2 separate regions of the Mus musculus genome follow, and region 1 is linked to region 2. Evidence: chromatin loops called from intact Hi-C (ENCODE). Cell type or tissue: left cerebral cortex. All regions are shown on one strand. Links, peaks and the distances in the headings refer to the core of each region. The heading gives the core; the rest is flanking DNA. Region 1 has its middle 12 kb from the start of Gm24456. Region 2 has its middle 65 kb from the start of Gm40144.

Region 1 (15,789 bases), core at 4,300-12,299, 320 kb after region 2:
GATTGTTGTAAGCTACCATGAGGATGTTGGGAATCAAACCCAGTTGTTTTGGAAAAGCAGCCAGTTCTTTTAATTGCTCAATCATCTCTCATTTGAATTAATGATTCTACTTGAGAGACATACCATTTCTTTTACCTTGTTTATGATTCCCTTGTATATGCCTGATTTTTTAATTTTAATGTCTTCCTTTTGAATTGCAAAACCATTTGAAATGCATTGTGCTTAAAAGGTATTGTAGAAAAAAATCACAATGCATTATCATGTTTTAAATTGTAATGTAAATATGTTCACACCTCAAGTGAAAATTTAAGTAGAAAACAGTGAAGGAAAGAGAAAGGGATGAAGGAAGAAAAACACAGATAGAAAACTGCCTGCTTCCTTTGAACAACAGCCTAACACCCTTCTGTGTACAAAGACCTTTGCATCGTCTTATCTGGAGACCTTATTTCTTAGTCTCTGGGTCTGTCCCCTCATAGAACGTGCTAAGCTCATGATAGTAATGTATTCAATGATGTATAGAAAGTCTGTTCTTCCTCAAAGGGATAAAGGAAACAGATGTCTTTCTTTATGCAGGGCTCCCTCGGGGAATTACATAACTTGAAGAAAGGGGCTGAAAGAAGTGGCAAGAAGGGCTATACACCCGGAAGCATAAATACAGAGTGAAATTTTATGTGGTGCTCTCCTGGAGGTTGTGTGCACTGTTGGAGAAGGAGAGGCAAGCATTCTGCCATTCAGAATGACTTTTCCAAATACAATTTTTAAGTAGATAATTCCAGATGTATTTTTAGTACATTTAGTTAAAACCCAAGTGCTGATTTTTGCTTAGAAAGAGACATGCAGGCATTTCAACATTCTTCCCTAACAGCAGTGTCAAAGATTTTATCCTACCTCTAAACTGTAGGAGGTAGAGTTTAAGGTGAAGTAAAATCAAGTCTTGTAAAAATATGTAAGAAATGAGGGGAGAAAGATTGAAAAATATCAAAGAACTGTGTTAAAATATACAATTACTTGCATTTACATTGAAAATGTCTTCAAAGTCATTAAAACAAGTCTAATCCTGCTGCCTTTGGGATCAACTTTTTTGTGTGCTTTCTGTGAGAAACTAGCTTGAGTTTGTATCGACTTTGACCACTCGGGTCTCCCCGAGACACTCACCTTCAGCTATGTTGCTCCTTGACATGGGATACTCATTTGCTCATACATGCCTTGGTCACTTCTTGTCACTGTCACTTCCTGGAATCCAGCCAATTTTATGTCCCAAGGTTATATCTTCTATGGCAGGGTCCTGGTTCTAACTAGCTGACTTTTTTTTATTATTCTCTATGACTCTGTATCTTCCTGCTGTGTGGACATCTAAATATAATTATCACTGCTACTGTTAGCTACCAAATCACATTGTGAGCATGGAAATTCTTCCCATAATTATAAACTTCTTCTTTTCCTGACTATCCTAAATTGTTTATTGGATACGGATTTTACAAATATCACGTGTATTAGTGGTAACGGTGGAGCTGGAGAGTATTGAGCCTTCTCTGGGCTGCACGGCGAGAACCAACTGTGTAGTGGAACTTGTAGCCCTTTCTGAGGCCAGGCTCTTTCAGCCAGCAGATGTCAACCCATGTATTTCTCTGTGCTTGTAGACTGGTTTGGTGATCCAGTGGGTGTCAGGATTTCTTCTGATAGCTTTATGGAACTGATCAATGAGGATAACCTCGAAATATTTATATGTGGAATCTTCACCAACCCAGTAGAGATTCGGGACTCTCAAAGCCCTTCAATGGCGCCCAGCTCTCTCCTCAGCAACAGGCTAAAGGCTTTGGGCAAATGTCAGCTGGTTAACACCATGGTTGACAGGCTTGCTGTAAGTTGCATCCCTAGGAACCCGGCGCTGGCAACCACCGTGGTGGATATAAATCCTGTAAATGACATAACCTTGCTTAGCCTTGTATCCCAGACTTTGCGCTTTATCAGGCCGGGTGGGTCAGGGAGCCCTGTGCAGCGCAGAGTGCTGGTGGTGTTGTCAGCAGAGGACACTCAGAAGAAAGCACATCACGTCGGGCTGCTTCTTCATAGCTCCTGGATGTATTTGTATGCACCCATCTTGGCTTGCCTAATGGCTGCCACCAGAGGAAAGAAAGAAGCCTTTCTCCCACAATCCCTTTTGTGGCTCCTCCCCTCCCCTCAGCCACCCTCCTATAACTATGAACTTCTAATACGGGTTTGTGGCCTAAAAAACGTGAGTGCACAAATTGGCAGATTGATGAAACTATAAAGCGGACTGTTTAAAACCCAAAAGGTGCATATACACCCTGAACAGCACCTCAAGTTGGAAGAGGATCAATATTGGTTTATACAAAGAGTTTAAGAAATATAACCTGAACACCCTTTAAGACTCTATTTTATCACCTAAGCAGTCACCCAAACACACCCACATATAAGCCTTCTGTTCCTGTTCCCACTTACCACAAAATATTATGCTTTCAAACTTCTGCTCCATAGCACTCAAAGCTTTTACGGGTTGCAAATCTACCTTTGCCACGTGTCTCTCAGGCTCCATCAAGAAGGTGCCTCACTGCTATGATTCCCAAGGGAGCTTTCCTCAAGGCCTCAACAAGATACCGTCTCCAAGGAGCCCAGATCCTCTGATTACTGGCAAGATCACCTGCCCCTGTGTCTGTCGGGGCTCATCCGGAACCTCTATTTGAACCTGCAGCTTCTCAAGCAAACACATAGAAATCTTAGCCTCCCTCCGTGGTTGTCTGCATGTCTGCAAAGATCTGTGTGCCAACCTCTTCTCTAATCCTGCGACAAGAATTACCACGATTTCTTGTAAATAGATGACTGATTGGTCCTGACAAAACAGAGCCAAAGTAATTTGAATTCTCCCTAGGATCATCAAACATTTGTTCTGGTTACAAAGTTATTACCCTGATGTAATAATTTCAGAATCTTTCCCTCCTACCCTGAAGAAATCACCTCTAGGCCCATTTCGTACAGTCTTTTTCTGAGAGGAGAGAGAGAGAGAGAGAGAGAGAGAGAGAGAGAGAGAGAGAGAGAGCCCAACAGCAACATTTAGGACAAATCTTTGCTATTCACCTTCTAGAAATTCAGAAGACATACTTACATGGCAATACAGAGTATAACTTGTTTATAAATGAGAGGATAGCGTAGATAAGACACACAGAGAGTCAAAATATATATAATAAAGGAGAAAATATAGGTTGCCATGTTTCTAAAAAATTGCTATCTCTTTTGTCATCGGCAACAAGTAACTACGTAATGAGTGTGGCATCAGTTGAATCAGACAGTGACAGATTTCTCCAGTGAACACACTACTATAACCCAGCTGCTCAATGACAGCACTCCACTTTGGAACATCAGCCACTTATGAATAGGCTTACTCCAAGAAACAAGTCTCTAAGAGCCAGTCTGTCAAGCACACTTACCTAAGCAACTGTGTTTCTATCTATGTGACATCAGTCCACCGCTCAAGCACCAGCTCCCAGACTCAGTATTTCCTAATGACCATTTATGAATCAACTGCTTGTTCTGCTCACAAAGGTAGTAATTAACTAATGTAACACTCTGCCACTCAGTTAAGCAAAAGTCCCACCCATGCATATTTCAAGGTACTAAATGGTGCTATTATCCTTCACTATCACCAAACTTGAATAGGTACCATTGGCTGGAAGCACTATCCCCCCCCCCAAAAAATTAAATATTGGTGGTAATTACTAACAGACAACTTTTAGCTTAATATCAACCCAATGTGCGAAGAGCAGTTATTCCTATTTCCAACAACAAATTTACAAATTTATATTTATTATTGTTGTTATGGCTATTTATTGTGTGAGTGTGCACAATGTTTGCATAGGGGAGGGTGTATATGTCATGGAACGCATACACAGATCTGAGAACAACCTTGCGGAATCCATTCTCACCTTAGGACCAAGTAGGTCACCAAGCTTGAGCAGCAAGTATCTTGACCTGCTGAGCTGACACCATGGCCTCCATCAGTGATTCCAACATCTTAGTTTCACAAGCTTTATGGACCTAAACATTCTTAGCCTTCCATTTATACCTGTGATATAGATACAGTGTCTTTTAGTGCTAATATAATTGTTACATTAAGTAATAATGGCTTTACAGATTACAAAGCATTAATATTGGTAAAATATCCATTAACAATTTACATAGCCCTATCCATTCTGGAAATCAAAAAAGGGACAGAGAAAAGAAAAGAGGGAAGCACATATGCACACTCACATACACACACACATACACACACACTCACACATACACACACACTCACACATACACACACACACATACACACACACACACACACACACACACACACACACACACCTCTTCCTCCTTCTTGGCCCTGCACTGGCTTTTGTTCTTCTCATTCATACCCCAAATACAACAAATGTCAGGAGTTTCTGGCAACTTCTCCCAGACTCATTCTTATTCTAATGTAAGTATTTGAGTATGTTTTTACAAGTGTACAAGTTTATTTCTATTTTATTCCTATTCTGTGTCTAACTTTTTTTTTTCATCAGCAATTGACCCAAAGTTTCCTTCTATAACAATAAATGGACTCGCTTTGTTGTTAATGTTTCTGTGTTTGGGATGTAATAGTCTGTTCTACCTCTGAGGTTTTGATCACATAGATAAAATTAGCTTAGAGGCAGTATAATCATTGAATACCCTTATCTATTACTCCTTACAGTAATTATGTAATATTTGTGTTAAATCATTATAATTTGTTATTTTTCTAACTTGGGTGTGGTAGTGCACACCCATAACCAAGCACTAGGAAAACGGAGACAGGATCTGGAATGCCAGTTCAGGCTAAGATATATATAGTAAAACACTTCTCCCCAAACCACTACTTTTTTAAAAGATATTTTTAGCTACGAACTGAAAGGAGAGTGTTTTGCTTTGTCTGTTGAGCACAATAATAGTGTCCAAGACACTGCCAGTCACGGGTTCCAACCCAGTTAATGATACAGGTATACATTCCACCTTTTGGGGTGGGCTTTAAGTTCAGCCCAAAATTGGTTGGTTGTTTCAATAACATTAATGCCATTACTGTACCAGTGGACCTATTTTGCCAGGTCAGTTATTATTGCAGCTCAACAGGATTCATAGCTAATTATGACAGTTGATGAGTTTTCAACCCTGGTATAATGCACAGAAACTTCTAAGCCTATAAAAGTTTTGGAACAGGCTTGATTTTCATCATGTCTCATGACTCGTGTGTGTGCTATCTTTAGCAATAGGGTCTTATCACCAAGTTCTGAAGGGTAGCAAAAAGAAACAGCAATAGCCTATGATGTTTGTAGAAGTATCTATGGAACCCAGTTGATCACAATGCAAAAATAGGTGACTAATATATACCACTGGGCTTCTTATTCCATAGGCTTTGAGGAGACATTTGCCACATTGTAGGATAATTTCACTTAAACCTCTCTTATTAATGCGTATGTATATATTTTAGGAAGTTTCTATAGTAGGATTCCTATGGTGTTTCCAAAGGTCTTTAGTGTTATTCTTCCCCAGCCTCCTGAGAGAATCTATAAAGATGGGAAGGAAAGTGGTGGAGGGGACTTGCAGGAAGACATGGACAGGAAGGAATAGAAAACAGATTTTATTAAAACATTATATGTATATGTAAATATTAAATAAATTGGCTTTTTATCACTTTAGACAAAAATAATATTTCTGCATATTAATTTAATTTAATTAACTCATATACAATGGAGATCCTGTATAATGAGTGAGATTTATGTTTGCAGAATATCTCACCCCTCCTCATAATTTTATCAAGCATATGAGTACTTGTAGAACTTGACTTTATAATTTCTGAAAGTATATTATATGTGTAATTTATGATAGAATTGAACTAAGCACTTGAGGTCATAAATGAAACAAACTGTAAAATTGAAAATGTATAGGAAAAAAAATCACTCTTCAAACTCAACATGCATTTGAAATAAACTCTTTCACTATCATTTGAAAACAGTCGCCTTTACTCCTGTATCTCCATGCTCATAACCACAAGGCAAAACTCAAAAGGATATGTTTTGTTCTGGTTGTTCACTGCCCTGCAAATATATACTGCTTCCATTCAAATGTAAGCCTTGGAGCCCTGATAAGACCTAGCATCAGGAATAAGAAGAAATTCTTAAGTAATTTTTTTTAACCTTCTCAAGAAGATGTGAAACTGTTTGTGATACAGGAAGTAAACATTTTCCCCCTCTGTAGGTGGCCGATTTAAGTTGGGCTTTTAGATGGCCTTGGGTTAAAATAAAATAGAGGGAAAAGAATATGCTATAGATTTTAATTACTCCTTTGCCAACCACACCATGAACAGGAACTATAAAAGTTTATCATCTGATAAATGTTCCCTTCTCCTGAAGTGTAAACCCAGCTCTAACAGCCATTGTGTTCTAAGCTATTGACTTCAAACTGCTCGAAAGGGAAGAAAGTGCAGGCAGAGGTGCCAGGCTCCGCAGATGCTGCACCTTCAAAATCTCAGCAGCTTCCCTTTGGGGATCAGGCAGCCTCAAGTGACTGCCAGTGTCCCGCAGAACACAGAGTGAAAACATCCGAAATGCCCCCGCTCAATGCTGTGTGAAACAGTGTCGATGTCCTCTCTTCAAGAACAAGTCTAAAACTCTGAAAACTGCCATGAGACTGGGGACATAAGCAGATGTGAATTTTTGTTTGTATTACATCAGTTAGAATAAACAACTCTGTTCTTTCCCGTGTGTGTGTGTGTGTGTGTGTGTGTGTGTGTGTGTGTGTGTGTGTGTGTTTATATGATGTAAATGTATATATATGATGAGTTCATCTACATTCATTCTAAGTAAGAATACATACTTGGGAACTTATGTGTCAACATTTAGAACTCATTCACTCATCCACAAACTTTTTGAAAGCCTCGTGATTCTTTTAGGCTTCAGCAAGGGAGAAAAGAGGAGAGGAGGTTTGAGAGAGGGTCCCTGAAGGAGATGGATACTACAGATCTGATAGCATGGCTCTGAAATAAAGCTACAGCCTCATCCCCCATCATAAACAAAACAAAGTGTCTTTTAATTTCTCTGAAAAGAAGTAGAGAGCAGGGAGGCTGTGTAGTTCAGGAATGTAGGGAACGGTCTCTCCATGGTACCGAGTTAGGTTTGAAAGAACCTATTTGCCCTGTGATCTGGGCTGGAAGGGCCGGTACCTGGGAAAGCTGGGACACAGTTTAAGCTAAATATTGAAATGGAGACTTTTGAAGAATAATGGCCCTGGTTAATATGTATCATGTAGGATGCAAAGGGGTGGTAAATAGGTGATCTGTGAAATGTGATGGTAGTTGGGCTGCCTCTAACCCCAGGGGACAGGGAAGGCAGTATTACCTAAAATGCATCCCTCCCTCCCTTTGTAACATCCATGCGAGGCAGAGCAACACCAACAACAAGAATTGTGCATGCTGTGTGAAAGCAAAACAAAGCAGTACTCACACAAAGATTTGATTCCATATTGCTAGTTGATACTCAACCAATTCATATACAGGTAAATGTATGCTAAATAAACATTAATAATAACACCATCCATAACTGCTCATATTTATTGAGTGCAATCATGTTAAATAAGATGTTTATGTGTATTCTAGTATAATTTCCACAGAAAACTATATAATTCTTCAATATCATTCATCAAGTCCTATGGTGGATCTTCTAATACTTCTGGACACTCAAGCAGTCATGGAAACAATTCCCCTTTCCTTTCTCAGATGAGATAATTTCAGCAGAGAATCATAGATTTCCCTACAGTTGTTCCTAGTAACTTGTTATTACAATCTACCGCCCATGTAGACAGAGCAGGACCACCGCTACTGTAGCAGTTCCTGAAAGGTGGGAGTACGTGAGAATCTCTACACTGTACTTTACTGATTGCTGGACCTTTTGTCGTCATCATCATTGTCATCGTCAGACAATGGTCCAGTGATTGCCTACTGAAATGAGCCGACAGAGATGGAACACCACAGTCACCCCCTCTCTCATTGTCTTTGGTGTTATAGCTCTTGTATCTGACGTTACAGAAACCAAGGGTACCAACTGCCTGCTCAGAGGCATACATCCCAGCTCTGATGGCTGTTAGTATGAATATACATCATAAAAATTACTATACCCCTTTAAGAAAAAAAAAAATCTCAGGCCAGTCAGAACCATCCGCAAAGCTGAAACAACCATATGAAACAGAAAATGACAAGAAGGCATAGTTAAGGATTTGCCCACATCCTTTCTGAATGTATTAGCATATGACTCAGAGCTTCTGGAAGCTGCAGAGACATTTTCTCCTGGATTCTCTAAATGACTCACCTTTATCACTCAGCCTTGGTTTGTGGCTCTCAAAGTTTAAAGAAATTACTTGCTTGTTGGCTTGCTTGCTTTTCATTAAGTTATTTATTTATTTATTTTACTTATTCACTTTACATCCTGCTCACTGCACCCCTCCCAATCACCCCTCCCTCAATCCTTCACCTATCCCCCCATGTCCTTCTCCTCTGAGGGAGGGAAATGACTTTTTAAGGGGTACTCCAAAGATCAGAAATCCAAGAAGGTATCTCAACGACCAAATGGGAGAGATTTCAAAGCATAGGTATTTAAGGAGGAAGTGTTTGCACATTTTTATTAGTGTTCAAATGAAGCAACCCCATTCAGTATGAAGTTAATGACTGGGGAGGGGGGAAAGTGGTTCAACTATTAAAGAATTTTGGAAGGCCATTGATTTAGTAACAGTGTCATCTGAAAGATTTGTGAAATGAATATGTAAATCCCTTGATACAGATTGCTACTATGCATATTCTTCAAAGTAGTGAGTCATCCAGCCCTACCCAAGGTCTAATTTATAATTCTCACAACAGCTGTAGACTTGAAGTTATATAAACTTATCTGTTAGGGAAAGAGACAGACATACAGAGCTGAAAGAGCGGTGCGAGGAAACCAGTCCCCTTGGGAGATGAAGACATGTGGAGAACATGTTCTATTTTGGGCAGCATGCCTTACAACAAAAATGTTAAGGGTAGGGGTTGGAAAGGTGGGGGGGTGGTTTAAATATTTAACAGCTCTCAGTGAGATTTTGCTTTAACACATAAACATAAATTGTGAAGCTGCGCGGAGATGTAGTGCTATAAATGTTTGCCATCCCTGTGCTGTGGGTAAAAGGCATTCTGTCAGACAGCTCTGTGGAGAACTGTCATAGGAGGGGGCTACGTCGTGGGGACCCACAGGGAGGAGAGGAAGAACTGAGAACTTGGGAAAGTTGCTCGATGTCACAGGAGAGAATCTCAGAGAACAGATGGATATTCAAACCAGCATTTGCATGCATGATTTCATAAAATAATGTCAGGCATAAAATACAGGTAAATGTCTTTCTGAGGAAGCAAAACAAAAACAAAAATCAAAAAACAACCGACCAAACAAGCAAACAAACAAACCTTTTGGAAACCCTGGAACATTAAACTTCAGAATGGCTAAAGCACTGGAAAGTAGAGGCTTAGACAGTGCTCTGAAAAATCAACAGGTTTTCAGTTCACCTATTGAGAAACAGGAGTGTATTGCACCATTGTGTTTTAATCCCTTTCCTGCTTCTGCTATGTTCTCCTTTTATATACTGTCAATAATCAGACCGATTCCAGTGTGTAAAACTGTCCTTTTTCTTTGCTGTTATAATCATTGCATTGTTACCTCCCTTCCCTTCCCACCCTCCAAACCCTCTCATATATACCCTCTTGCTATCTTTTAAATTCATGACCTCTTTTTCTTTAATTGTTATGATGCAAGTGTGAAAGTAAGAGTGTGTGTGTGTGTGTGTGTGTGTGTGTGTGTGTGTGTGTGTGTGCTTGCGCGCGTCTAAACATACAAATAAATCCTCCTTGGTCTGTATAGTATTACTTGTATGTATGCTTTCAGTTAACCATGTGGTACTGGATAACTATTTAGATCTCTGCCCTGAGGAAGACTATTCTCCTACTGTTAGCATTCCTTAGTTACCTGTAGTTCTGTGTATAGAGTTGAAGTCTCTTGAGCATTTTCTCTTCCATGTTAGCATGTATATGGGTGTCTTCTTTGCTCAGGTCATGTTTAGGCAGTCATGCTGGTGAGGTTTCATGGGTGTAGCTTCTTTGACATCATTAGGAGACACAACAAACTTCCATCATTTCTCTGTATGTCTCTGTCAACTTTTGGTTCTACTAGCTAATCTCCAGCCCATATTTCTAGTTCAAATTCATTGTCTGATTTCCCCAGCTAATCTTGGTTTAAGCCAGTGGTTCTCAACCTTCCTAATGCTGTGACCATTTAATAAGGTTCCTCATTGTGGTGATCCCCAATCATAAAATTATTTAATTACTATTCCATAATGGTAGCTTTGCTACTGCTGTGAATCATAATGCAAATATCTGATAAGCAGGATATCCAATATGCAACCCCTGTAAAAGGGTCCTTCGACCTGAAAGGGGTCTCAATCCACAGGTTGAGAATTGCTAGCTTAAACAGTATCCACACATCAGAACTCAGTCTGTTTGAGCTGAGTTCCTAAGTATCCCTCTTAAGGAAGGTAGCTCTCTTTGAGATATGAGAAACTCATGTAGCACAGACCATGGTCACTGTTTTATTCTGCCAGTACTGAGACTTTTTGGGCACCATGGACAAAGCAGTTTTTCTGAAATGAATGGAAGAAAAGGAACGTACACACTGGGGAAAGTCTGGTACAGATATCATGTACCAAATCATAGCTAGAGCAGGGAAGGAGGTCCTAAGAACACTTTCTCAAATAATGCTGATTTGTTGAAGAACCTGTTTTAAATGATGCTATACCTCTTGGGCTGATAAGACTCATCACAAACAAAAAAGACTATCTAATGAAATTTCCAATACTAAGTATGAGAAACTATCTTTTTTGAGTTGTTGCTTAGGGGAGTTCAAGGGGCTCCCAAACTAATATAGACTATTGCTATTACCATTTGTCTCTAAGAAGTTGAAATCTCTATTGCTGAAGATAACATGGACTTCAGACCCAGGACTAGGAGAATTTGAGCAGGATCTAACTCCAAAGCCTCTCTCCTGGGTCCTAGCTTTCATATTACCAGGAGATAACATCAAATTAGCAAGCTGACAATGGAAGGAAGCTATCAGTAGACCTACCCAGTCATAAAATCTAAGAACCAGGACAAGCAAGCGCCAGTGTGGCAAGATAGGTCTCCAAGTGCAATAGTGGCACACAACCTTTGGCAATAACCAACAACTCTCTAAAAGAACCTAACGCCTACTCAATGAAAAGAAAATCATACCAGGTAGCACAAATCCAGCCAACCACCTGTGGTCAATGAGTCATGAATCTTAGAAAAGATCATACTATAGCCACTTTCATAAATGAGTATAATTCCTAATAGCGTTTTATATATTTCTCTTTATAGTCATAGATTAAAAGTATCTCACCCCTCATCCTTTTTCAGCTCCTTTTTCAGTGTACAGAAACCATTTCAGGAATTCATGATAGGCCAAAATGCCCCAGCTGATACACCTATAACACAATCCCTACATCTATGGCTCATGAACAATTAAGGAAGAGGAAGCACACAAATTATAAAACTGAAGGACCAGGCATTAAACTTTTAAGTGTCTTTAATACATGACAGGGAAGCTACACCCAGTGAATTTCAGTAATATGGATATCTAAACAAGACCTGAACAAAGACAACACCAGCTAACATGACAAAGTATATAGGGAAACTCTCTTAAGGTCCTACCCTAGATAAGGAGCTCCAGGCCATTAATAACTGCCAAGGGATGAGCCCCATAACTGGTTTTTCAAATGGTCAGCCCTAAACACGAATACATATAAGCAAGACTAGCTAGACTGAGCAAGTTGTATTTATATATATAGTCGTGTGTGGGTGTGTGTGTGTGTGTGTGTGTGTGTGTGTGAGAGAGAGAGAGAGAGAGAGAGAGAGAGAGAGAGAGAGAGAGAGAGAGACAGTAGTAGTTAAAGAAAATGTAGCTATTAATCTAAAGGATTCAGTCATGAGAGGAATTAAGAGGAGAGATGGTAAGCTATATAATGTTTTAGTTAAAAATTAAAAGATATTTTTGAGAAAAGAAGTAGTGCTGAGTTGAAGAATGTTATCATAAAGTCAATGTCGTTTGCATAGTCTCAGAAAAAAATAAATGACAGAAAAGAGTAGACTAACACTGTGCCATTTGAATGCTAAGAAACAACTACATTCCTGCCAATACTTTATCTTTCGCATGTGCACATAGCTCTATTAGCAGTGCCTCATTAAGTTAGCAGCTCCTCACTCAGACTCACATCAGGTCCACGTTAAATAAGAAAACCATGAAATCCATTTCACATCAAAACGTCATATCTGCAATAAAGCAAGATGGTAACAACAACAAAAAATTAGTTTATGCAATTTCAAATATAAAGTCATGTGATACAGAAAAGGTAAACACTTAAATAATGAGTTAATATCCAAACAGACAAATTATTTTTTAACTCAAATCAAGTTTATTACTACTTATGGAAGAAATTGCATTTGTTTCTTAATATTCAATTTCCCTTTTCTTCTATAAAAATACAGTATTAGGAAAAACATGATGCTAGTAAGCTGACGTTACAGCTAGTGCGGTTTTGTACCAACACAATTAGTCAATGACTTATAAAGAGAAATGCTGGGTCCAGATTACAATCACTGTCCTTATCAGAAAAATGAATGCCCTTCTCCCTGACCTTCATCTTTACTGTCTGCAAACGTAACAGCCATATCTGACATCAGGCACATGACTAGAGATCCTAACACCATTCTTGGATTTGAAGATCAGCTCACAGTAGCTAACCAGACTCATGGAACCCAGAAAAGCTATAATACTCAGCATAGATTATTACATATGAAAGGAAACAGACTTAATTAACAAAGAAATGAGACAGACAGGATATCGTCCAGGAGCTGGGGGTAATTTGATCATAGGGCTTCTCTTTCATGACCCGATCACTTCCCTAAGATGCCACAACCTAATACCAATGTCTTGGCCAAGCTAATCAAGGCAACTGCAAAGAACGGATTGAGGGACTGAGGAACAGACAGACAGAGGGAAATGTAGAGGAGTTCTCTGAGAAACTGAACAAAGAGTTTTGTATTTCCACAAAGAAAAAAGTCAAGAAAAAAATTAATTCTTCCCTAATGAGTGGAAGAGCAAGGATTAGTAGTGACCATGAGATGCATCTGGCTAACCCTGTCCAAGTCAATATGGCAGAGGTGGGGCCATTTTTGCTTTCATTGTTAGAACCCAGCAGCTTCTTATATTAGCAGATTGACATGACCCAGATTATCTGTGTGCCCCATTCACCCTGGATTCATGTTTCTGTAACCTTGTCTACAATTTCTCCCATTTAATGCATTACTATATAGAACAGGCTTTAATTTTTGAAGGGTCATTTATTGTTTATCTATTGACAATAAGCATCTGCTCTGAGTACCTGAGATTACTATCTTTATAATTAATGCCAATTATTTAATGTTATCATGAAAAAGGCTATCTTGATTTCTTTTTCATATGGTTGGGTATTAATGTACATATGTAGTATTGACTTTTATACATCAATTTTGCAACACAAACTCACCTACTAGTTTTTTTTTAATAAATTAGGTATTTTTCTCGTTTACATTTTCAATGCTATCCCAAAGATCCCCCATACCCACCCCCTCCAATCCCCTACCCACCCACTCCCCCTTTTTGGCCCTGGCGTTCCCCTGTACTGGGGCATATAAAGTTTGCAAGTCCAATGGGCCTCTCTTTGCAGTGATGACCGACTAGGCCATCTTTTGATACATATGCAGCTAGAGACAAGAGCTCCGGGGTACTGGTTAGTTTATATTGTTGTTCCACCTATAGGGTTGCAGTTCCCTTTAGCTCCTTGGGTAATTTCTCTAGCTCCTCCGTTGGGGGCCGTGTGTCCCATCCAATAGCTGACTGTGAGCATCCACTTCTGTGTTTGCTAGGCCCCGGCATAGTCTCACAACAGACAGCTATATCTGGGTTCTTTCAGCAAAATCTTGCTAGTGTGTGCAATGGTGTCAGCATTTGGAAGCTGATTATGGGATGGATCCCTGCATATGGCAATCACTAGATGGTCCATCCTTTCGTCACAGCTCCAAATTTTGTCTCTGTAACTCCTTCCATGGGTGTTTTGTTCCCATTTCTAAGAAAGGGTAAAGTGTCCACACTTTGGTCTTTGTTCTTCTTAAATTTCATGCGTTTGGCAAGTTGTATCTTATATCTTGGGTATCCTATGTTTCTGGGCTAATATCCACTTATCAGTACATATTGTGCGAGTTCCTTTGTAGTTGGGTTACCTCACTCAGGATGATACCCTCCAGGTCCATCCATTTGCCTAGGAATTTCATAAATTCATTCTTTTTAATAGCTGAGTAGTACTCCATTGTGTAAATGTATCACATTTTCCGTATCCATTCCTCTGTTGAGGGGCATCTGGGTTCTTTCCAGCCTCTGGCTATTATAAACAAGGCTGCTATGAACATAGTGGAGCATGTGTCCTTCTTACCGGTTGGGACATCTTCTGGATATATGCCCAGGAGAGGTATTGCAGGATCCTCCGGTAGTACTATGTCCAATTTTCTGAGGAACCGCCAGACTGATTTCCAGAGTTCACCTACTAGTTTTAATAAAACTTTGGTGGCATTTTTTTTTTTAGAAAAAGACGTCAACAAATAAGATGTACCATCTCTAAGCAGAGGCAATTTTGTTTCTACCTTTCTGGTTTAAATATTGTAAAGTTTTCTTTTAGTTATTCACTTGCTCTGGCTAGACCTTCCAGTAATACGTTAAAAAGAAGAACTGAAAATAGATACCTGTAGTAGTCATCTTTTCACTGCAAATTACCTATGGTACACCTAAGTTTACAAAAAAAGAGAGTTTGCTAAGTTCCTAGTATTTTAATTTCACACACATGACAACTGCTTTGGTTCAGTTCTGTCAAGAAGCCCTCTGACTGCATCACATCTTGATGGGAGTATTTGACGAAGGAAGCAGTCATTTAGGAAACAGAAGCACTTTGTTGTATGGCTGCCAATTATGATAACTCATCAAAGGAACCCATCAATCTCTTCTGAATGCAAATCCCCAAGGCCTTCCCATGAATCCTACTTCTTAAAGGTACCAGAGCACCATGCAGTACCAGCACTCTGGTATTAAACACATAAATCATCATCAGAAGACGAAACTATATCAAACCTCCAGGAGCTAAAGAGATGTGTTAGCCATTAAGAGGACATAATGTTTTTGAAGATAGCCTAACATTAGTTACCAGTTCCTATATGGTACAGGTCACAACTACCTGTAACTCCAGGTATAGGAGACCTATCAGCTGATTCTAGCCTCCATGGGTACCTGCACTCATGTGCACAAACCCACATACAGACATAAAGGCAAATACATAATTAAAAATAAAAATATAACTATATAAAAGCCCCAGCATATCAATGCATTGTTTCTCATCTTAGAGGAAAATCCATTCAGTTTTTATTACCGAGAATGATGTGAAACAGGCTTATCATGAATTAATATTTATTTTGTAGAGTATTGTACATCCTAGCTCTAATTTGTTGACAGTTTTATCTATTAGAATGTTGTTTTATCAAATACTTATTCTACAGGTATTGAAATCATAATATGATATTTATTCTTCACTCTATTATTAAGATATGCA
Region 2 (15,789 bases), core at 2,474-10,473:
AGAGGAAAAATTCACTTACAAAGACAAAAGCTAAATTTCGGAGCATGGTTTTAGTCATTTCAGGAATTATTGATTCACCCCACTGTCATTGAGCCTCGAGGGGGTGCAATACACTATGGGAAGAAAAATAAGACTAAAATTGCCCTTAATAAAGTGGCATTGCTACTTTCATGTCATTACCTAAGCATGAGAACTAGTGAACTGAAGTTTAGATGATCAATAGCAATGGACATAAATAGTGACATGATTGTATTCCTTATTTAGATGATTTGTTGTATCTGAGGTAAAGAATAATAATGCAAAAAGAAATTCTCTGGAGAACATGGCAACAGAAAGTATCTACAGAAGCAGAAGTCTTGAACTTTGCTATTCAATGCTGAGAAATAGTGTCCATAGTGCAGACAATATTACCACATTTTCTTAGCTATATAGTAGTATATATGAAACAGAATTCATCATGATAGTTCATGCATTGTGTAAAATATTTATTTAGGGCCTTTATTTGCTGATTCTGATATTAAAAGAGGAATTCAAGACTTTGTGAAAATAGCAATTGCTATCTCCCATAGGGTTCTAGACATGGTATACCTGGCATACTACTCAGGCATCAGGAAGGAAACTCAGATTCAATATTAGACAAACATGCTAGATAAGGACTTTGAGACCTCAAAGAGGAGTTTTCTTGAATAATATTAAATTTTCAATATAACACAAGGGTATCATAGAATGCATGGTCTGTTTGTATTCCTACAGCTTTCATATGAGTCTGTTCTGGTCCATTCACCCTGTTGAAAAAAATGTATTGTCTTAGAGATAAGAACTCCTCTGAAATAAACTGAGAGTTAATTATATTACCAGAATAAACAACATCTAAGAGAAGTCGATGGAAAGAGAGGGCTGAAATTAATAAAATGCAAATTTAAAACATCACAAAGAATCAATGAAACAAAAGTTGCCACTTTTAAAAGATTAAGGAAATTGACAATTAGCTAAATTAAAAGTCACAAAAAACAAAAGCTATAAAATTAGATGTTAAAGGGCAAACATTACAAGAGACATTAAAAAAGTCGGAGAAGTAGGACATACTTCAAAAATATATTCCACTAAACTGAAAAAGATCTAAAAGAAATGTATGGATTTCTAGGTATATTTAACATGCAAAAGCTATCAAAATAAAACAAATAATTTTAATAGACTCACTACATCAAATGAAATAGAAGCAGTCATTAAAAAATCTCCCGACTGAAAAATAAATAAATAAACCCTTTGGCCCAGGTGCTTAACATGCAGAATTCCATAAGACCTTCAAAGAAGAACTAACATTAACACTCCTCTAATTATCCCATAAAATAGAAAAGAGACATTTTCTTTTTATGAAGCCAGTATTGCCCTGACTCCAAAACCTGACAAAGACCCAATTCAAAAAATAATATTATAGGCTAATATCTCTGATAAACTCAGACCCCAAATTTCTTTCAAAGTGAAATCAAGAAGAAATAAAAAATATATACCCTTGATCAAGTTGACTCAACCCCCAAAAATTTAATCATGGTCCAATATATATAAATCAATAAATATACCACATAAATATACTCGATGACTAAACTTACATGATCATCTCATTAGATACAGGAAAGCCATTGACTCTTCATAGTAAAAGTCTTGAGGAGAATGTGGATATGGTAGCACATCTCAATATAATAAAGGCAATGTACAACACGACTACAGCCAACATCATGTTTAGTGGAGAAAAATTCAAAGAATCGCTTCATAAATAAGTAACAAAGGCAAAGATGCCTCTTTTCTCCAGCCCCATTCAGGACAGTACTTTAAGTATTAGCTATAGTAAAAAGAAAACTTATAGAGATGACAGGAATAGAAACAGAAAAGAAAGAAGTGAAAAAAAATCCTCATTTGCAAAAGGTATTATCCTTTACATAAAAGGCTCTAAAAGTTCCACCAGAAAATTCCTACAGCTGATAAACACATACATCAAACTGTCAGGATATAAAATTCATATGTAAAATTCAGTTCCTTTTCTATATAATAATGATAGGCATTATAAGAAAGAAGTCAGAAAATAGTCATACTATTATGAAAAAAATAAGGTGTTTTGAAATATATTTAACTGTAGAAGTGAAAACTTGTAAAATAAAAACTCAAAGAAACAGAAAAAGATATTGATGAAGACAGATGAAAAGTCGACCCACAATCATAGTGGGTACGCATCATATGGTGAAAATGGACATCTTACCAAAAGCAAGCTATAACTCATCACAATTTCAAAGTGTGGCTCCCAGTTGGTTGACCATGTGCCAGTAGATGGCCTCATTCTGGAGAATATTTGGACAGCACAAGTTGGAATGGATGGTTTTAAAACAAAATTAAACTGAGGATCTTGAAGACATAAATTTGAGTAGGCAGGGGATGGGTGGACCTGGAAGTAACTTGGGGTGAATGTGATCAAATTACATCATATGAAATTCTCCAATAATTAATTTAAAGTTAAAAAAATCTTATTGTCCTCTTGGAGATATAATAAATTTCCCAGGAATTACCAAGTTTCTGAAGTTAAATTATTGAGCAGCTAAGCTAGTCATAAAATTTGGAAGGTGTATACTATATTCTGGAGGACAAGACCTAAAAAAGATGATCTTAACAAAGGGAAATTAATATGACATATAAACACAGCACATTCAGTAAAATTATATTCATGTCATATGAAAACCATCCTGAATCTGATGGAACGGAGTTAATTAACTTAAATATAAATAGAGATGTATTTCTGATGAATAATATGCTGATTTCAAAATACAGTGTAAAGAAGTTGTTAACTGGCCAATGCAATGAAGTTTTTATATATGTACATGCATAAAAAAGTAGAGCTAACAGGTATGTAAGTCCTAATATAAAAGGAACTAACTGTGTATGTAAATATCTCATCTATTTGTTATAATGTGTAATTTTTTTTAGTCTTCTAAGTGGTGTGTGTGTGTGTGTGTGTGTGTGTGTGTGTGTGTGTGTGTGTGTGTGTGTGTGTGTGTAGCTAATAGTATATATAAATATTTCATCTATTTGATATGTGTAACTTTTTAGTGTTTTGAGTGGTGTGTGTTCCTCAGATTTCTCTGTAATAATCTTTGTCCTTCCTTTCTTGCTCTCCTCTCAAATCTTTTCTTGTAAACAGTGGTTAATCTGCTTTTTATTACTGAATGGATTTTCTTTCCATTGTTTATGTATCAGAATCATCTAGTTGGCAGTCTTTTCTGTGTAAGGCTTCAGTGCCGTGGCTTCGTTGGTCAGTTGGCCTATGAACTGGTACTCTGATCCTGAGTCTCCTCGCACAGTGAGGATGAGGTCGTCCTCCCCGTTTGCTTTTGTTACACATAAAGCTGCGATGGACATTCCTGGATGTCCATATTCATCTCTTATGGCAATATGGAAGAGTACATATCTGAGTCACAGAGCATGTATTCCTCTAGTTTTTTAAGGAATCACTAAGATATTTTCCAAGTGATTATAGAAGCTTGTAGTTTTACCAGAAGCAGATGAGAATCAAATGTTATACTTCTATGTACAAGGTGGCAGCCAGAGATTTCATTGTGACATTTTATTAAGTAGAAAATGGTACTTCACTTTAAAACAATATATATTTCCTTAATTACTAATGTTTGAGGATTATTATACAATCCAGGTAATAACTTTCTTTTTGATAGTGTTACTGTTCATAGTTTATCTCTTTTTTATTTGACTACTTTATTATTATTGAGATTTGAAACCTTCTCAAGTAATTATATTATGTTTATTTCATACACACACACATATCATATACTCTCTCTACTTGTAGATAACACCCTTAGCAGTTTTTAGTGTAGAACTGTGCTTGTAAGTGTCTGCATTGAAACAACTTAATGCGTGATGGTATTTGGGAATTAGGAATAAACAAATGTCCTGGATTAGCTGTGCAAAACTTCCCTGTGGCCTCACTTTAACACGACACTCTTATCTTGCAGTTTCTTCTTATATGAATGCCTGAGCGTGTTCCTACATCTGAGTCATTCTTTATATGACATTGTGTAAGACACCCAGCCCATGCCAAGTTTTAGTCTTGAGAGAGGAAATAGTCACTGTGCCAAGGGAAAGCACACAGCAGAAGATGTAGCCAGGAAACTGCAGCAACATTTTCTCCACTGGAGCTGTCCTACTGAGATGGTCTCCCATCCATCCATCCTCATTGTAAACATGCTGTGGTCCTGGCTGGCAGCACGCACTTTTTAATATTCCTGCAGATTAGCTTTGCTTCCTCGGGAAACAGTCTTTACTTCAACCTGTGTTTAAGGCTATTGCAGAGGAAAGCCCTTGGGTTCCCACAGGCTTACATACACAGTATGCATACAAAATGACACTCCTTCTGCTCGTTTCCTATATATGGTTGGTTGCTGCTATAAGATCATGTTGGCAGTTTTATTTTTAGCAATTACTCCTCTAAAGGAGGATAGCTTACATATGGTTTTAAACTGTTCACAGAAAAAAATTCAGCTCTAATATGAATTCAAAATGAAATGAAACAAGTTAATCCAAGTTCACGATTAGTGAAGGAAAAAGGAGCCCCCAGCTGTGCCAGCATTTCCCATATGTGTCTTCTTGGGGGAAAGAATCATCTATGTAATATAGGGGAAGTCAGGAAAATGAACTCTCTGGCAACAATTACGTTTTTGTAAATCACAGATACTATTCCAGTGTCTCTCCTCTGCATAACTGAATATCATTAAACTACCAGTGCTATTAAGGTCTCACTCTCCCTCATTTCTTAATATATTTCCAGTCTCAAGCATAAAACAATTAAAGTGCATCAGCTATTCTATAGCTCTTTTATTTTTCTGAGTGAGTTCTCCCAAAACTAGCTCTGAGATCTAGCCATATAACTCTGCAGTTAGAGTTGGTGCTGCCTCCTTTACCCCAAAGATTTGAATATCCATGTTTATCAAATAAGGAAAATATTTTGGTTGTGTAAAAAGTTTGTCAAGTTATAAATTTCAAGGAAAAGGAAGATTTAAATGAGATATGCAGGATAATTATATATGCATATTTTATTTTCTTTGTTTATCCACTCTGAAAATAATTCTTTTGGTACTTTTCAATGAGTTGACAGGTTATAGATATTTCAGCTATCCCAGGCCTTATCCAAATGAAGTTGTAATTACCACAATATGTTGAAATAATCTAACTCTAAGCCTTTGAGTTTGCTGAGAACGGAAGCATTTTCCAGAGTGAAGAATGTCTCCAACAGTCAGAATAGGAATTATCTTTGAATTAGTCATATCTGCTCACTTATGATAGGCTAATACAGTTACCATTATATGTGAGCAGGATTTTACTTACATAGAAATAACACAGTGTGGATTCAAGAAAAAATATATTCAATATTTTGGAACAACCCAGTAACAGAATTATAAGTAGTTAAAAATATATTCACTCAACCCTACGTAAAGTGCTCCAGGCAACCAAGGAATGCTGAGAGCAGGAGAAATAGGTTTTCCCCAGGGAAGAGCACACCAAACTGGTTATCTGCTGGGGACAGCATACAATGACAGGAACTGCCAGAAGTAGGTCTGGATGGAGACACCTCAGATGCCCGCACTGCCTGGCAGTCCCTGTCATTGTCCACTGTCCCCAGCAGTTATCCAGTACCAAAGGGTCACCCCGGAAAACATAATACAAGCACTGTACAGACTGAGGAGGTTGTGTACACACACACATGCATGCATTTAACAACAATGATAAATGACAAAAGAGGACATGGATTTAAAAGAGAGCAAGGAGGTGTATAAAAGAGGTTTGGAGGGAGAGGGAATGTAATCACATTCAAATCTCAAAAAGAAAAAAATTCCCATTGGAAGGAAAGTGTCATGTGGAACACAATTATAGAAAAGTTGCTGTAGGGTTTGCATGCTGAGAACTGCATGGACTCAGGGCTGAATTCTGTGGGTTGACATGAAGAATACCCAACAACACGGTAAGCACATAATATATATGATTATATGATAGTAGTCATCTTGCTCATCAAATATACTGTGCTCTCACACCCAAACACTCACACTCACGTCTTTTAAAGCTTCGTTCAAATACTGGTCATACTTTTTGTTCAGTCTGTCTAAAGCAATGTGAAATGGTGAATTTTAAGTCATCAGCATACCCTGTGCCTAATAGGCTCAAATCTAGACACACCATGGTGAGAAGAAATCCATCAACTTAATACAAAAACAAACTGGAGGAGGAAAAAAATAACCATCAGGGAATAGTAACATATTATGCTACAAACCATAAGATAGAAGACCCCAAATCTGTAGGAAAACTAAAATACTCTGGTGTTCTGCTCTTTAGGGTCAGGGTTTGTATGTTGTTAGGGTATCCAGCATGCTAGGCAAGTAGTCCACCACTGAGTCACAGTTACAGCCCCACTGTTTAAGGATATCGTTCTCCAAGAATATGATGTGTAAGCTAGAAATAAAAGAAGCTAAAGGCTTATGTAAGAGGAAAGAACAACTAAGAAGCCACAACTGCTGTGGGGGAAATTTACCAGAATAAAAATAACTGTAGCATAAAGTACAATCTAAAGAAGAAAGAGATGATGTTACCGTGAAACACTAATGCTTGATCCAAGATTACTGAAAGTTAATAGCTTTTACAAAGTTTTAGTTCTTGTTTTGGATTTTTAGAGGGTTTCACATGGTTTTAAATGGTTTGTTACCATTTCTTTTTAGGGGGTGTCTAAAAATAGATATGAATATAAATGTTATCTAAACAGATTTTATTTTTTCCTCAAAAAAAAAAAAGAGAGAGAGAGAGAAGCAACCATTTATTGGCTTTTGGGGTGCAGGTTACACCCTGTGTTAAGGTATCGCCATGAAACCAAACTAAACAGAAAAGGGCAATGATACAGACATTTGGGAGGAAAACATCCTTTGCTCTGTAGAAAGATCATAACAGTTTCATAACAGATTATGAAAAATCATAATCATGAGCAGAAAACTAAGTCCCTATGTAAGTGAGGCAGGAGTAACTTAAGAGAACAGCTCAGAGTCATATGGGGGTCCACAGAGTTGGGATAAGACTTGGTGCAGGAGTGTAACTGCCAGCTTTCCCAACTGCATATATGCTCCCTGGAGAAACTACTCAGAGACCTCTTCTGTGTGAATCCATGCTGTCTTAGTCAAGGTTTCTATTCCTGCACAAACATCATGACCAAGAAACAAGTTGGGGAGGAATGGGTTTATTCGGCTTACTCTTTCATACTGCTGTTCATCACCAAAGGAAGTCAGGACTGGAACTCAAGCAGGTCAGAAAGCAGCAGCTGATGCAGAGGCCATGGAGGGATGTTCTTTACTGGCTTGCCTCCTCTGGCTTGCTCAGCCTGCTCTCTTATAGAATCCAAGACAGCCAGCCCAGAGATGGTCCCACCCACAAGGGGCCCTTCCCCCTTGATCACTAATTGAGAAAATGCCTTAGAGTTGTATCTCATGGAGGCATTTCCTCAACTGAAGCTCCTTTCTCTGTGGTAACTCCAGCTGTGTCAAGTTGACACAAAACTAGCCAGTACACATGCTTAGTCCAATAATCATTTCTACAAGCTCATAGCTCAATTAACCCGCTTAAGGTAGTCTAAGTCATGCCGCATGCCTGGTTATCTAGTCCTCAGATTACGGTGTCCAGGAGAATCTCCCCTTGTCTCACCCAACCCCAGAATTCCTCTCTTTGTGCCAGATATCCCATCTTCTAACCCTGCTTTAGCTCATTGGACAGTCAACATTTTCTTGACAGGTGAATGCTTTTACATAGTGTACAAGAGATTATCTCTACAAAAGTGCAAAACTACATTGGCATACCCTTTAAATGAAGATAAAAGACTAGCAGTGAATATGCTTATTCCTTTCTCGCTCTAATTTAGTTTTGGAGAAATAACATGTGGTCATAAAATGCTCTTTCTTAGGCAAAAAGTTTGAGATTGAAATTAAAAGTGTATACCTTTTAACAAACACAAATACTTCCTCCATTGGGTAAAACTTTAATATCTGTTTTTCTTTTGCCCAATAAGAAAATCAGTTGGCAAATGTTATATTTTTAAAAACTTTACAATTATATTATATAAACATAAATAAAAATTAAACAAGGCATTAAGTAAAGGGTGCATGTTGAACTCTTATTTGAATCAATTACTTCCCTTTGTTAATAAATGGTCATACTAAAAGAAGAAAAAGGAGGAGTGGGAAGACAAGGGGTGGGGGGAAGAGGGGGCAGCAGCAGCCTATTGGCTGTTTAACAGAAAATAAATTAGAGGAGGTAAAATGAAAATCTATACATTGGGGGATCATTTCATTAGAAAAACAAGGACATCAGCATCAACACTCCACAAAATTGCCTGTTCATCAAGCTGTGCTGGGATAACTTGATAATCAAGTGACAATAAAGAACTCATACATCACAAAATCTAGGTAAATGTGAAGCAAAAACAAAAACAAAACAGAAATTTAAAAAACTACCCTCAATATAAGACGTAGGTCTTAGATGAAATTATGGATCTAATAGCAATGGACTTGTACTTTTACAGAAATGTTTCATAGATGTAACAATGAGGAAAAGATAGGTTCGGCATTGTCAAAATATTAACCTTAGGAATGAATTGAAACCTCATTGATGAAGAACGATGTTGCTCTAGCAGAAGCACCTGCATCTAATCTACAACTGCAGTTCCAGTGGGACCTCATCCATCCATCATCTGCTTGTCAGGATGTAAAAGATACCCTCACACAGATACCTGAATATGCAAAAATGTTATTTTTTAGAAAAAGAATTAATAAATTAAACACTTTTTTCAAAGGTGACCACTAAGAAACTGGAGTGAGAGGCAGCTGTGTCAGTGTACTATGTAATCTAGGTTCCTCTAACCCTGCTTCATAATGCAAGGGATCAAAACCCTACAATTAAACACACAGTATCATCCAATAGACACAGAAATTTGTATTCGTATATTTATTCATTTCATTTTCTTCTGCTTAAAATATTGCTTCCTGTATTCTCTGAAAGGCTGCTTTGGTAGTCTTGAATGTTTTTAGCCTGTTTATATCATGGAAAGTAAAACAACCATGTATAGTAAAGGAACAAATTTGAAGAGCCAAACTTATCATTACTCTATATGCTACCAATTTTTGCTGTTTATACTTTTATTATCAGCAACAGAATGCCAGCACAACCTTGGGATTGCTTTGATTACTTCTGTATTCTCAAAGCCTCACAGAATGTTTAACAGAGTCATCACTCAGTAAATAGATAATGATTGTGTGAATAAAATGGATTTAAAGCAAGATTTGAAGAAATAATGAGAGGGTGTAGCAGAATTCAGGAATGTCTCTAATCCTTAGATGCAAGCCAATTAGCGATACATTAAGTAAGTAAAATACATGTATATGAGACACAGAGCAATGAGTTTCAGAAAGCTAAGGAAACCCATAAGATCTTAAGAGTAAGCAGACATATTCATGATGACAATGACTTCAGTGTGAGTGCTGTCTTCAGGACAGCAATGGCAACTCAGAACAGTGAACACAGCCTATTAAGCTAGAACACTGTGAGCGACTCTGCCTTGGTACCTCTCCCCCATCAGAATGTTCTTCTTTCTCTTTCTCTTTCTTTTTCTTTTCCTTTTCTTTTTTCTTTTTTCTTTCTTTTTTCTTTTTCTTTTTCTTTCTTTTCCTTTCTTTTTTTTTCTTTATTTTTTCTTGTCTGAGTTAGAATTTTATTGCTGAGATTTTGCTGACAGGACCCTGATGTCTCTTGTGAGGCTATGCCAGTGCCTGGCAAACACAGAAGTGGATGCTCACAGTCATCTATTGGATGGAAATAGGGCCCCCAATGGAGGAGCTAGAGAAAGCACCAAAGGAGCTGAAGGGGTCTGCAACCCTATAGGAGAAACAATAATATGAACTAACCAGTAGCCCCAGAGCACATGTCTCTAGCTGCATATGTAGCAGAAGATGGCCTGGTTGGCTGTCATTGGAAGGAGAGGCCCTTGGTCTTGCAAACTTTATATGCCCCAGTACAGGGGAATGCCAGGGCCAGGAAGCAGGAGTAGGTGGTTTGGGGAGCAGGGCAGGGGGAGGGTATAGGGGACTTTTGGGATAGCATTTGAAATGTAAATGATGAAAGTATCTAATAAAAAATTGTTTAAAACTAAAAAAAAAAAAAAAAAAAAAAAAGAATTTTATTGCTGTGAAGCGACACTATGACCAGAGCAACTCTTTTTTGACTTACTTTTTTCTTTTTATGAATTTTTTTATTAGATATTTTCTTTAGTTACATTTCAAATGTCATCCCCTTTCCTGGTTTCCAGTGTGAAAACCCCCTATACCCCACCCCCTACCCCTGCTCACCAACCTACCCACTCCAGCTTCCTGCCTCGGCACTCCCCTCTACTGGGGCATAGAACTTTTACAGGACGAAAGGCCTCTCCTCCCATTGATGAACAACTAGGCCATCCTCTGCTACTTATGTAGCTAGAGCCATGAGTCCCACAATGTGTTTTCTTTGGTTGGTGGTTTAGTCCTAGGGAGCTCTGGAGGTACTGGTTAGTTCATATTGTTGTTCCTCCTATTGGGCTGCAAACTCCTTCAGCTCCTTGGGTACTTTCACTAGCTCCTTCACTGGGGATTGGGAACCCTATGCTCCACCCAGTGGATGGTGTGAGCCTTTTCTAAGTTCTTCTCAAGCTCTGCTTGGGCTTCATTCCTCCCATGTGAGCAGTGTGAGGATGTCAGAGGAGGCTGTCCACGCGCTGGAATCTCCAGGATGGAGAACTCGACTAAGATGAGAAGATAATATGGAGTAGAAAGAGATAGAGCTCCATTTGGTTTTGCTATGGTTAGGGTAGGATAAACAAAGGCCTTTTTTTTTTTTTTTTTTTTTTTTTGTAAAATATGTGCTTGAGAAATACAAAGATAACTTTTCAGTCAAACAAACAAACAAAAATAGCAGCATGCCACCAGCAGACTTTGCAAAAAGAAATCTAAGACCACCAATGCAAAGTAGTCTCAAAAAATGACCTATTGTAAAGGAAGGAAAAAGACACAGAAGGCAGTGGAAGGAAGTGTGCATAAACCTAGACAAATGCCAACTCCATTAAACACCTGGGCAGCAGAATCTTCCAGTGCCAAAAAGTGTCATTACACATTTCAGATCGGATGACTGAACCTGGATCCTTCTATTTTCCTGGAAAAAGATTAAGTGAGACATTCACTGCAGAATCTCACAAGTTTAATATTTACATTTAAATTCCTACAACCATCTAAAGCAGATATGCATGTGTTCTACCATAAGAGAAGGGAAAAATAGAAAAAGATAAATTAATCAAATGTAAGAAAGAAAAAGAGGAGAGAGAGAGAGAGACCAAAAGTGGGTGACAAATGAAATGTGAACCCATTAGTGGTTATATCACACATAAATAGACTAATGATGTAATAAAAGCAAACTATTGTCAGGCTACAGTTTTAAACCCCTCTTTTTACAATTTAAAAATGAGAGAACAGAAAAGTTGAAAGCACAAGGATTAAAATTAAGCGAATTCTAAAGGAAAGAGGAGAGTGTTGTGCATTTTGATCAAAAAACAAGCCAAATAAATAAAGGCCTTTAGCATAAAAAGTAGTTCCTAGTTCTGCCTGGGCAGAACTGCTATCTCAGGGGAAGGCAATCTTGTCATCTATCAGTCAGTTAGTTCTCTTTCAGTGCCTGCTTTTCCTTGCTGAGCCCACAGTGTGTCTCTTCTTTCTTGGTCTCCTAAGTAAAGAAAGTGCTTCATCCTTTTCCTTTTGGTTTATCGACTTTTATGAAGAGCTGGAGGCTTTAATTACATGGATAATTGCAGCTGCCTTCTAATTTATTAGAAGACGATGTCATCTTGAAAAAAAATGAATCATCTTAGAGAGAGCATTTTAAAGAATTAAGACAGGAGTCAGGTACCTTGACTATTTAGTTTTCAGCTTGGAATTTTCAAAAAACAAAGAAGAAAACCATACTAATTAATTTTAAAAACACATGACAGATTGAATTAAAGTCTTCTCTTTATACAATAGTAACAGATCCGGTAAGTCATTAAGAATTGCCCTTAAACCGGATTTCCACTTTCCTTTTTCATGCCTTCCTCTGAATGCTATTTCTGACTTATTGTTGCAACTATACGAAAAGTTTCCAAAGTAACCTTAAATAATTTAAGGTATAAAATTCAGTCTCTCAAAGACAAATAGTTTGCCTCCCATTCTCCCCCAAGTCACACAGTGTTGAGCCATTTGTGATATGAGGTTCAGCCAAACAGTGAGCCCTTAGCCCAAACTAATTATGGGCAGGCAGCTGGCAATTTGACATGGAGAGACAGGCTGACAGTTTTCCTCAAACATCAAGCACACCCTGCATCTCTGGTGCCAAGCTGGATTTGACATTTAATTAAAAAAAACTATCTTAACATAGGTCCACACAAAAAAACTAGGCTGCTGCAGCAAAATCAATTCTGTCTTATTTAAAGCTGAAAAAGCTTGATGCCCCAAAGGCAGAATTTTTATATGAAAAATATCACTGTTCTACCTCGGGAATTCTGAGTATTAAAAATGATGCATTTTGACTAGCTTAGGATATTGGACTTTCTCGGGAGCACAGATATTAACTGTTTATTAAAGACATTGAACCATTACAAATTTTAGAGATCCAGTGCTATAATAAAACAGCATTTTGAACAAAAGTATCCCTCATCCTTCCCCACACCTTATGGCTCTGTATTCATGTCAGCTCACATACACAAGGGTTCTCATGGTTCTATATGTACAAAGTGTATTTATGCACACAGACATGCATAGAATTCTGTATCTGTCTGTGCACATCCACAATTGTGTTCATGGATCCATATGTGCAGAATGTGCTTATCCGCACAGATACACATAGGTCTCTGTACCCATGTCATTACATGTCAACATGTGCTCATGAAAGTCTCTAGGAAGAGAAATTAGACTTTAACTGGATTTTGAAGAAGGGTAAGAACAAGCAAAATCAACAGTCTCATTGTTTCAACACTCCAATCAAACCAAATGGAAATCTGATGGATGTGGCAGGAGGCTTTAACAAAACTCATGTTAGAGGAGAACTCTTCTTGAGTAGCATGCTGTTCCGGTGCACTGGTGCTGACCTCTTTGTGTTTGGTAGTTTGCAGCAGGGAATGCACAGCATCCTCTGTCAGTCAGTCTGGCTCACAATAATGAGGATACAGTAATAGCATGCATCTTGGCAGCATCCTGTGGATTGAACCTAATGCCAGACGGGTGTCCCACTGCTGGGTTGTATTCTAGCTCTCTCATTAGTTCTCAAGGTGAACTTGAACTTGCTCTCTAACCTGGAGAGACAGATATCTACCACTCTCCAACCTCCACTCCTCCTCGGTAGCAGAGATTACAGACCTGTACCACAAGGTCCAGAAAAAAAAAGGGCTATATTTAAATTATAATGAAATCCTACTTGCTGCCATATTGACCTTGTCATTGAAAGGTAAGCACCAGCCTAAAAACTTGTAGCACCATTTAACATGCTCTTTCTTTGTGGGAGCAGTAGTGACTCAGAAGCAGGTGGTGACCATACTCTAGCTCTATCAGACTTTACCTTGCTCACATACTGCTCTCGAAAGGACAAATCATAAAGAAGGATTGCATCAGTCTATCAACCAGGGCACAGCAGAGGTGCCTCAAGTGGAAGTCATCAGTGTCTCATAAGTAATGGTGCCGGCCCTTGCACTCACCAGCTTCAGTATTCCACCTGTCTTATCATGTTCCCATAATCCTCAATTTCTATAGAAAACTACCTTATACCCTTCATTGTCAATGAGTCTCTGCTTTTTGAACTTTACACAAAATTTGTTAACACTAGTCAAAAATAAGTCAGATGCTTCATATTAGTCTCACAGCCACTTGACTTCAGGCAAAACTAATAACATCTGTTAGGCATCAACTGAGTGTTTAAAGTTGCCCTCTTTGTGCTTAGGAGGTTAAAGGCACTTCATGATCTTACAGATGAGCTTAATTCATTTCCCAACATTCATGGTAGGGGGTTACCAACCACTCTAATTCTAGGGGATTCTACATCCTCTCTGGCCTCTGCCAGAACCCCTTCACACACAAACACACAGATACACAGAGATGTGGATAAAACAATAAACAAAGTTGATTTCCCCTTCTTATGGCAGTTGGTGGCACTAGCGGGCAAGATAAATATACTTGAGGTAGTTTTTTTCTCACTAACCACTTTTCTGTCTTCTCTCATGATAAAATTTAAAAGAAATTTTTCATAATAACAAGAATGCTGTAATGGGGGAAATGCACCTATTTTACACGCATATATATTTGTCTTTTCTTCCTGTCATAAACCACTTTGATACAAAGATGGATTTTTAGTTATTTAGGCAGTCAACTGAATTGTTTTCAATCATAGTGTTTTTCTTTTTTGTTCTTATTGAAAATAGATTCTTCTCTTACACAATACATCCTGACCACAGTTTTCCCTCCCTCCACTTCTCCCAGCTTCCCTCCCACCTTTGCTCTCCCCCCTCCACCCCTAGATGCACTCCCAGTCTGTCTCTCTTTAAAGGAGAGCAGACCTTCAGGAGACAACAACCAAACATGACAAAACAAAACACAGTAAGACAAGGCAAAAGCCTTCATACCAAAAGCTAAACAAGACAATCCAACTGGAGGGAAACAGTCCAGAGACAGAGATACACCCACTCCAACAATTAGGAGTCCCACAAAACCACCAAGCTAACAGACACAACATATGTGCAGAGGACTGCTGAAGATCCAATCAGACCTTATGCTTACCTCTTCAATCTCTGTGAGCCCCTATGAGACAGTCCCGCTTAGTTGATTCAGTGGACCATGTTCTCCTCACATCCTCCATTCCCTCTGTTTCCTACAATCATTCTGCCCCATCCACAGGATTCTCTGATCTCTGAAAAGAGGAACCCAGTGGAGACTTCTAATTTCGACTCTCTGCATAATGGGTAGCTGTGGATCTCTTTAACAGTTTGATTTCTCTATGTTGAATGTGCTGTATGGATGTCATCCTTAGCAATGGGGCTGTATTGTCAGTTTTCTGAGGTCAACTTTCTACCCTAATATCAGGATGAGTTCTTTGGAGAGCTCCGCATGGAAACTCCTATACCACCAACTGAACCAAACGCAGCCCAGTCTAACCACTGGAAACCTTGTCTGGCTAGAGGAGATGACCAGTCCAGACTCTGTATCCTCTATTACTAGGAGTCCTCATTAGAATCATCCAGAAATTTGCCTTGCACTAGATTTCCACACCACACCCTGATTGCCTCCCAATTCCAGCCATTTCTACAATAATATCTTCCTCCATCCTGACTCTCAACCTGATCCCTCCCTCTCCTATCCCCACCCACTCCCACTCCACCTGCAAAATCTATTCTATTTCTCCTTCCCAAGACGATCCACTCATCCCCTTCTAGAGCCTTCATCATTACCTAACCCCTATGGAACTATAGATTGTAGCATGATTATCACTTACTTAATGGTTAATATCCATTTACAAGTGAATACATAGCATATTTGTATTTCTGAGAGAGGCTACCTCACTCAAGATGATATTTTCTAGTTCCATCCAATCATCTGAAAATTTCATGATGTGATTTAAAAAAAAAAAACAGCTAAGTAATACTCCATTGTGTAAATGAACCACATTGTC

The links. Peaks named below come from ENCODE experiments on the same cell type or tissue, not always from the same donor. Only the 100,000 strongest peaks of a DNase experiment are listed, where the experiment ranks them.
Region 1: it touches region 2 in a loop (2.0-fold over the local background); 3 of 42 quality-filtered maps call a loop at or near these places.

The regions. Positions count from the first base shown.
Region 1 is chr3:123,747,640-123,763,428 of GRCm38, reverse strand. It overlaps the pseudogene Gm15400. Among named protein-coding and RNA genes, the nearest start is that of Gm24456, 12 kb to the right of the region's middle. In left cerebral cortex, for the core only: no CTCF peak of the experiment used is centred there; DNase peaks (open chromatin) are centred at 8,324 and 9,016; H3K27ac peaks cover 2,012 bases.
Region 2 is chr3:124,064,780-124,080,568 of GRCm38, reverse strand. No RefSeq gene overlaps it. Among named protein-coding and RNA genes, the nearest start is that of Gm40144, 65 kb to the right of the region's middle. In left cerebral cortex, for the core only: no CTCF peak of the experiment used is centred there; DNase peaks (open chromatin) are centred at 4,154, 4,341, 6,024 and 6,499; H3K27ac peaks cover 955 bases.